2 separate regions of the Homo sapiens genome follow, and region 2 is linked to region 1. Evidence: read pairs that join two places in POLR2A ChIA-PET (ENCODE). Cell type or tissue: MCF 10A. All regions are shown on one strand. Each heading gives the region's core, and the rest is flanking DNA. Links, peaks and the distances in the headings are about the cores only. Region 1 has its middle 160 kb from the start of JCAD. Region 2 has its middle 80 kb from the start of JCAD.

Evidence for each region. Peaks named below come from ENCODE experiments on the same cell type or tissue, not always from the same donor. Only the 100,000 strongest peaks of a DNase experiment are listed, where the experiment ranks them.
Region 2: POLR2A ChIA-PET joins it to region 1 with 6 read pairs; 1 of 35 experiments calls an interaction of 5 or more read pairs at or near these places.

The regions. Positions count from the first base shown.
Region 1 is chr10:29,893,527-29,897,924 of GRCh38, reverse strand. No RefSeq gene overlaps it. Among named protein-coding and RNA genes, the nearest start is that of JCAD, 160 kb to the left of the region's middle. In MCF 10A, for the core only: no CTCF peak of the experiment used is centred there; a DNase peak (open chromatin) is centred at 2,294.
Region 2 is chr10:29,977,203-29,981,600 of GRCh38, reverse strand. No RefSeq gene overlaps it. Among named protein-coding and RNA genes, the nearest start is that of JCAD, 80 kb to the left of the region's middle. In MCF 10A, for the core only: no CTCF peak of the experiment used is centred there; DNase peaks (open chromatin) are centred at 1,320 and 2,410.

The sequences.
Region 1 (4,398 bases), core at 232-4,231:
TTTAATCCAGCAATTGAACATATTTTAAAATTCTATGGTGGTTATATGCCATAATCCTATTTGTTTTATATCTAGTTACATAATATGCCCATTACATAATCCTTCTCATAGGACCTCCCCCTAGAATGGTGGTTGGCAAAGTTTCTTGGTAAGAGGCCAAATCAAAAATATGTTAGGTTTTGGGGACCCTAGACTGTCTTTTGCTACTACTCAACACTGCCATTTTAGTGCAAACACAGCCACAGACAGTAATTCAATGAATGGGTGTGGCTGTGTTCTAATAAAACTTTATTTACAAAAACGGGTAGAGGGCCAGATGGGCCACAGCTGGCTGACACCTTCTCTGGACTCTAGGCTTCTGGAAGGCGGGAGCTCTGTACCGTATCTGAAACACTCTACACATTGTAAAATAATGACTAGATAAAATATTGTAGCTTCTCCCTCACCCATAGTGCAAATTCAGTTCATTTCAAAAAATGCTTTTTGTTGTCTTGTCATGAACTCCCAAGAGAAAAGAACTGGTATCCTTAGGGAGAATAACCTGAACAAAAAGGCATTTGACTGAAGTTAGAGGAGCTTATTTCTACGTGAGTGAGCTGCGGAGAACAGTAGCACCTCAGGGTATCTAAGCTTATATAGGTTGCCAAGAAGGCATATTCCAGTACATTAAATTCTATGCATATGCATTTGCAACTAGATCATTAAAATGCAAGTTTTGATTGGATATGCCTTCTCCTCTTTATCATTTTATGATTGATTTGATATGATGTCCTGGACATAGGGGATATAGTTAAATGTTTCTTAAATAAAGGAAGGGCAATTTTATTCAGTAAACAGCTAAGGGGATACTCAAAAATGCATATTTAATGGAAGACATATCTTTACTCAGAAGATTCTGTTAATTAGATGATATACTATAGGGGGCCAAGGGATACAGAAGTTGTGATCAAACTAGGAGAAAGAAACCCCTGATGCTCAAAAAGCAGTTTTATCTTTGATAGTTTATCGTGAATTTATTTTCGTCTAGGTGTGACAGCATGACATTTTGTCAATGTTGTATACATTTTATTGCAATTTTGTTGAATCTTAACAGCACAGGTATTACTGATATTGAGCCGCTAAGGCCTCAGGGCTATACAGAAATGCTGGGTTTGTGCTTGAATTGGACAGATCCAGTGAAAACTAATCAAATACCTACTATGTGCCAAGCATTGTGTCAGATGCTCTCACATGCATTATCTTGGAAGAAAGTACATGATAGTGAATTGGAGCACAGTCCTGAAGCCACACTGCCCAGATCTGGCCATTGGTTCCGTCACTCGCTAACTATGAGACCTTGAGCAAGAAACTTAACCTCTCTATGCCTCAGTCTCTGTATCTGTAAGATGATGAAGAGTAATAGTTCCTACATTAGAGGATTGTTGTGAGGATTAAATGCTAGAATATATTTTAAGCCCTCAACACAGTGCCTAGCACATACTAAGCTCTCAAAAAATATTAGCTATTATTATAATCCTATTGAATGTATCCTTACAGCACTGTGGTGAGTTTGGCCTGATTACCTTCTCCTACCAAAGAGAAAACTCATGTCATAACTTCCCCCAGGTCACTCAGGGCCAGAACTCAAGTGAGCCAAGCTCCTGACTGTATATCCAACGTTCTGTTCATCTCACCATGAGGCCTTCTCAAGGAGCACTGGGTCGAGGTGCCTTCCTTCAAGCACTTACTCATAGCTTTAGCTCCAAATATGCTTTAGAAAAAAAAAAATCTAATCCTTAGACTGCACCATTTCCACTTCCAAAAGCTAAAATTATGTTTATGATGAGAACCTCTGAGTAGAGGTTCCATAAAAATATTACATTTTTCTTCATCATAAAAAAGGTGTTTTGTAAAAATAGTATTACTTTGTTAGGAAGTGTAATAATAGCTGTCTTTTTGTGTAGTGTCCCTGGCTATTATTCAAAGCCAAGCCCACGATCCCTTCATTGTTGTTTTTTTTTCCTTTAAATCAGGAAAGACCTAAAATTTGGCTCTGAAAATGTCCTCAATTTGGAAGAAGAAATAATCCCCTGGAAGTCCAGTTGGTATGACCAGAGGAAAAACAAAGCTCTAACAAGAAATGAGCAAAATTGAAACCACGGGGTTTTCAGAATTAAATTGTTGAATTTATGTCACATCCTTTCTTGGCCATCCTCTAGATATATCTGCCAAAAGTAACAAAAATTGTTGCTGCAAGCAGAAATCTTTGGTAGTGACACTGATCATACCTCCCCCTGCGGAGCCTCGGGAAGCATCTGGAGGGAGCTTAGGGGCAGGCATGCACTGAGTCATTCCCCGGGGGAGGGGGATTTCTTTAAAGCCATTTCAGACAGAAGAATGGTCACTCTCTGACCGCCGAACAGCTTTCTTTGGCAATTTCCAGAAAATCTGCTTCCAGAAACAATTTTTTCTTTGTTTCCTCTCCACCACCAAGCATTTATAGGACACCTACTCACCTCTGGGGAGGCATCCAAGATGCGTGGGGAAAAATAATACATAAGATACCTATAGCCTTGAGAACTTACAATCTAAGATGCGGACATACAGAAAAGGTGCATAGGGCCCGGCGCGGTGGCTCACACCTGTAATCCCAGCACTTTGGGAGGCCGAGGCAGGGGATCAGGAGTTTGAGACCAGCCTGGCCAATATGGTGAAACCCGGTCTCTACTGAAAATACAAAAATTAGCCGGGCGTGGTGGCGCGCACCTATAATCCCAGCTACTCAGGAGGCTGAGGTAAGAGAATCACTTGAACCCGGGAGGCGGAGGTTGCAGTTAGCCAGGACTGCACCACTGCACTCCAGCCTGGGCGACACAGTGAGACTATCTCAAAAATGAATAAATGAATAAAAAGATAAAAATAAAAAAAAGAAAAGGTACGTAGGTAGGAAGAATCATTATGTCAATACATGGCCAGACGTAAGTGACAATATTTATATCATCACTGCCTGAACCACTTACACTCTTCCAGCCTCAGTTTCCTCTTTATTACTGGGCAGAAATAAATAAAATAGAAGCTAAAAAAAAAAATACAAATGACCACAAAACTAAGAATTGTTTTAAAATCTAAATAAAATGGACAAATCCTTAGCTAGACTAACAAGAAAAACAGATGACTCAAATAAATAAAATCAAAACCAAAAGAGGAGACATTACAGCCGACAGCACAAAATACGATACTATGAACAACTATATGCTAACAAATTGGATAACCTAGAAAAAGTAAATAAATTCCTAGACACGTACAACCTACCAAGACTGAATCAGGAAGAAATCGAAAATCTAAGCAGACCAAAAATGAGTTAAGGAGATTGAATCAGCAATAAGAAGTCTCCCATCAAGGAAAACTCCAAGACCAGATGAATTCACTGCTGAATTCTATCAAACACTTAAGGAAGAGCAAATACCAATTCTTCTAAAACTCTTCTAAAAATGTGAAGGGGAGGAAATACTTTCAAACTCATTTTATGAGGCTGGAATTACCCTGATGCCAAAGCAAGACAATGACACTACAAGATAAGAAAATTACAGGCCAATATTCCTGATGAACATAGACACAAAAATCCTCAACAAAACACTAGCAAACTTTATTGAAAAATACGTTAAAAGGATCATTCACTATGATCAAGTTGTATTTATTCCAACTCAAGGATGATTCAACACATGTAAATCAATAAATGTGATACACCACATTAACAGAATGAAAGACAAAAACTATGTGATCATCTCAATAGATGCAGAAAAAGCATTGACAAAATTCAACATTCTTTCATGATAAAAACTTCAACAAATTAGGAATAGAAGAAATGATTCCCCAACACAACAACATCCATGTGTGACAAGTCCATAGCTAACATTACACTCAACAGTTAGCAAAAAGTTGAAGGTCCTTCCTCTAAGATCAGGAATAAGATAAGAATCCCCACTCTCACCATTTCTATTCAGTATTATACAAGAAGTCCTGTCCAAAGCAATTTGAGAAGAAAAAGAAATAAAAGACATTCAAATAAGAAAGGAAGAAGTGAAATTTTCTCTGCTTCCTGAAAACATGATCTTACATGTAGAAAACCCTAAAGATTTTACCCAAAATTGTTCAAATTTATAGATAAATTCAGTAAAATTATAGCATACAAAATTAACACAAAAATTATAGTGTATCTATACACTAGCACCAAACAATCTGAAAAACAAATTAAGGAAACAATACCTTTTACAAAAACATTTTAAAAGTAGGATAAATTTAATCTCTTTATAACTGAGGAAGATGGGGATTCCACTGAGCTCTAAGGTTGTATGAGAGGAGGCTGAGTGAATCTCGAAATTGGTACAAGCCACATAAACTCAAGTTTTCTCTGTCCGG
Region 2 (4,398 bases), core at 146-4,145, 84 kb before region 1:
CAAACTCCTGGCCTCAAGCAATCTTTCTGACTGGGCCTCCCAAAGTGTTGGGATCATAGGCATGAGACACTGCACCTGGCCTCGGGTCTTAGTTTAAATGTCACTTCAGAGAGGAATTCTCAAACTCGAGAGAGAGCTCAAGTGATCCACCTGCCTCTGCCTCCCAAAGTGCTGGGCATGAGCCACTGCACCTGGCCCAGAGAGGAATTCTGTTACTGTCTTGACTAGAGTCTATCCCTTTGTTCGGCTTCCCCATAGGACCCTATCCTCCTATTCCTAATACAGGGCTCTGTCTGTAGTCTACTTTAGAGTCCTTCGACAGCGACAGCATAAAATTACTAATTCCTTTTTTTTTTTTTTTTTTTTTTTGAGATGGAGTCTCGCTGTGATGCCCAGACTAGAGTGCAATGGCATGATCTCGGCTCACTGCAACCTATGCTTCCTGAGTTCAAGCGATTCTCCTGCCTCAGCCTCCCAAGTAGCTGGAACTACAAGCGTGCGCCACTGTGCCTGGCTGAGTTTTGTATTTTCAGTAAAGACGGGGTTTCACTATATTGGTCATGCTGGTCTTGAACTCCTGACCTCAAGTGATCCACCCAGCTCTGTCTCCGAAAGTGTCGGGATTACAGGCATGAGCCACTGCACCTGGCCCAGAAATTACTAATTCCTATTAGTTTAAGGATTGCCACCTAGGCCTTGTTGCCATCCGTGAACAGAAGAAAGCCAAGCCCGAAGGCAGCCATGATAAGTGTTCCTATTATCTATTCTTGATCAACCCTCCAACCTTTCAATTAGCTTATAAATACTGGAAATAGGGTTTTTTAGCTTGAAAACAATGGATTGTTGACTGATACGTTGAATTCCAGCGATAAGCCCTCATTAGTGAAATTAAAGGAAGTCAAGATGTATAGACAGGAGAAAATATTTTAGAAACACTTCTCACCCTTCTACAGTAAGTCTTCACTTAACAGTGTCCATAGATTTCCGGAAACTGTGACTTTAAGTGAAACGAGGTATAACAAAACCAATTTGTTTTGGCTAACTGATATAAATGAGAGTTAAGTTCCTACAGTGTGTTTGTGTTCACAAAAACATCACCAAACTTCTAAAGACCAAAACACTTCTAATAGTAAACATTGAAATAAATGAAAACATTGAAATAACTGTGAGCTATATAGACATTTACGAGATGAATAACAATAATATGATCATTATTTATGCACTTATTCCAGTTGAAGGTTGCTGATGGCCAGAGCCTGTCCCAGCAGCTTACGGAGCCAGATAAGACCCAGCCCTGGGCAGGATGCCATCCCACTGCAGGAGTCACCCACAGCCACACCCACACTCACTTAGATTGGACCAGTTGACACATCAGTTTGCCTAACCTTGCACATCTTTGGGATTTGGAGTAAATTTCAGTACCTGGGGAGATTTCACACAGACAAGGAGAGAAAGTGCAGAATCCACATAGACAGTGACCTTGGCCAAGAATTGATTTTTTTCTCATCAATGTTATAGCCTAAGGACATTGAACAAACCATGTTGTTCAAGGACTGGCTATATGAGAGAGCCTGTAGCCTTTATTCTTAGACATGGTCCTGATGCTTCCCCCCACTGGTCTTGCTTCTGACATTTGTTTAAGGTGGATTTTTTTTTTTTTTTTTGAGGCGGAGTCTTGCTCTGTCACCAAGGCTGGAGGGTAGTGGCTCAATCTCGGCTATTGCAACCTCCGCCTGCCGGGTTCAAGCAATTCTCCTGCTTCAGCTGCCCGAGAAGCTGGGACTACATGTGCCCGCCACCATGCCTGGCTAATTTTTGTATTTTTAGTGGAGACGGGGTTTCACCATATTGGTCAGGCTGGTCTTGAACTCCTGACCTCAGGTGATCCACCTGCCTCGGCCTCCCAAAGTACTGGGATTACAGGCATGAGCCCCTGTGCCCAGCCTCAAGGTGGATTTTTGCTGCCTGAGGCCAGTAGAATTCAACCCATGGAATGTGCTCTTATCTGGAGTAGTCTTTTCATGCAAGGACACACTTGGATACCTAAACAGACAGAAAACTGGGCCTTTGTCAAACTTTCAAATTAGTTATCTAAACTTTTGGCCTGTAAGCTAATAAGCATTTGTTTAACAAATGTCTCTGTTTGGGACAAATTTCAGTCTACAGCTTGCTTTTATTATAACCTGTTAGAGAAATGCAGGGAGTAGCCAACTCTCAGTCACCTTGAATTTCTTCCAGGCTGCAGTGGGCTAGCAAAATGAGCCTGAGTGCTTTGCAAGACCTAACTGTGATGAGTTGCCTTAAGTCTGCTTGTTCCTGGTCAGTTGTCAGCTCCAAAGAGGCAGGAACTGCTTATTCAACAAATCAGAGGAACAAAATCCATCTGCAACCTATGGCCAAAGTGTTCTTGCCCAAATAGCTACACAAAGATAGCCCAGGAGCATGCCAAAGAAAATATAAACGGACATGTGAAGCATAAGTATGAGAACACATTTGCCAAAAAAATATGTTTTATGAAATTTCACCGAAAAAAAAAAGGATGGTGAGAAAGCAAAAATATTTATACATTGGCTTTTTTTTGGGGGGGGATGGAATCTTTCTCTGTCACCCAGGCTGGAGTCCAGTGGCATGATCTCAGCTCACTGCAACCTCTGCCTCCTGGGTTCAAGCAATTCTCCTCAGCCTCCTGAGTAGCTGGGATTACAGGCATGTGTCACCACGCCCAGCTAATTTTTGTATTTTTAGTAGAGACAGGGTTTTGCCATGTTGGCCAGGCTGGTCTCAAACTCCTGACCTCAGGTGATCCAAGTGCTGGGATTACAGGCGTGAGCCACCACGCCTGGCCAGTACACTGCTTTTTTGTTGAAATGATTTTTCTTTGGACTTTTTAATCCTTATTTTCTGTAATTCAAAATTCTCTGTTTCCCTATTAATTAGAGATTATGTATTAATATGGGATGGGGCATGGTAATGTTTTCTTTTTTTGTTTTTGTTTTCGAGAGTGATGGAGTCTCACTCTGTCGCCCAGGCTGGAGTGCAGTGGTACAATCTTGGCTCACTGAAACCTCCACCTCTCAAGTTTAAGCAATTCTCATGACTCAGCCTCCAGAGTAGCTGGGACTACAGGGGCTCGCCACCATGCCCAGCTAATTTTTTTTTTTTTTCTATTTTTAGTAGAGATGGGGTTTCATCATGTTGGCCAGGCTGGTCTCAAACTCCTGACCTCAAGTGATCTACCCGCCTCAGCCTCCCGAAGGGCTAGGATTACAGGCATGAGCCGCCATGCCCGACTGGCTTTTTATTTTAATGTTATTGAATAAATTATGAAATTTTCCACATCTCACTCAGTTCCTGTCAATTTTTTATGCTTATATGTCCACAGGGCATAAAATATAGTATGTGTGAGGAGAAAACAATTTAAAAAACCAAACAAACAGGAAAAGAGGCTCCAGGTACAGATGTGCACTAATTATGTGTTAGATTGAACTGAGAGAAGACTAGAAATTCTTCTTCTGGTGTTTATTGTCTTCATCTGTTATCAGGAAAGAGATTCTAACAGCCAAAAGCTCACTACTCTCTGACTACTGATTATTCTAGGACCGTTGGCTCGTTCTATCCTGTGGCTCACTTTCTTTTGACTAAAAAGGAGTTGAAGGTTAATCAATGTTGCTAGAGATTCAGATTGAAAGCTCTTCTGTATGATATGGCAGCCACTGGCCACATGTGGCTGTTGAGGTCTTGAAATGTGGCTAGTCTGAACTGAGATGTGCTGTAAGTATAAATAACCACTGAGCTTCAGAGATTTAATAGAACAAAGAATGTAAACGATCTATTACAATGTTGATATTGATCATGAGCTAAGATAATATTTCGATATTTTTCACGTGTTAAGATAATTTTTTACATCAAATAATAATGTTTCACATCAAATAAAATACATTTTAAATTAAATTCATTCACTTCTTTTTACTGTTTTAATGTAGATACTAAGGGATAGTATCTATATTAGGAATGGTATCTACAATGAGCTCACTTATTTCTTTTTACTTTTTTAATGTAGATACTAAGGAATTTTAAATTACATGTGAGGTTTGCATTTGCGGCTTGCATCGCATTTCTGCTGGACAATCTTCCTCTTAAAAAAAGATTCCATTGGAAACACAGCTGATGAGATGAAATGAGATTGTCCATGCTCTGGCACAGGTTGCTGGCACTTGGCCCCGGCCATCCATGGTTCCTGCTAAGTTGAGCCATCTGGACCTGTCTAACTTAGGCCAGAGCTAATGTCCCTCCCTTCTGCTTAATTTCTGCTTAAGGCCTCTCCTCTCTACCAGGTGACCACCAGCTAACCTGATAAATTAATCCTTGTGAGTGAACGGGAGATACTGGTGCACTAAT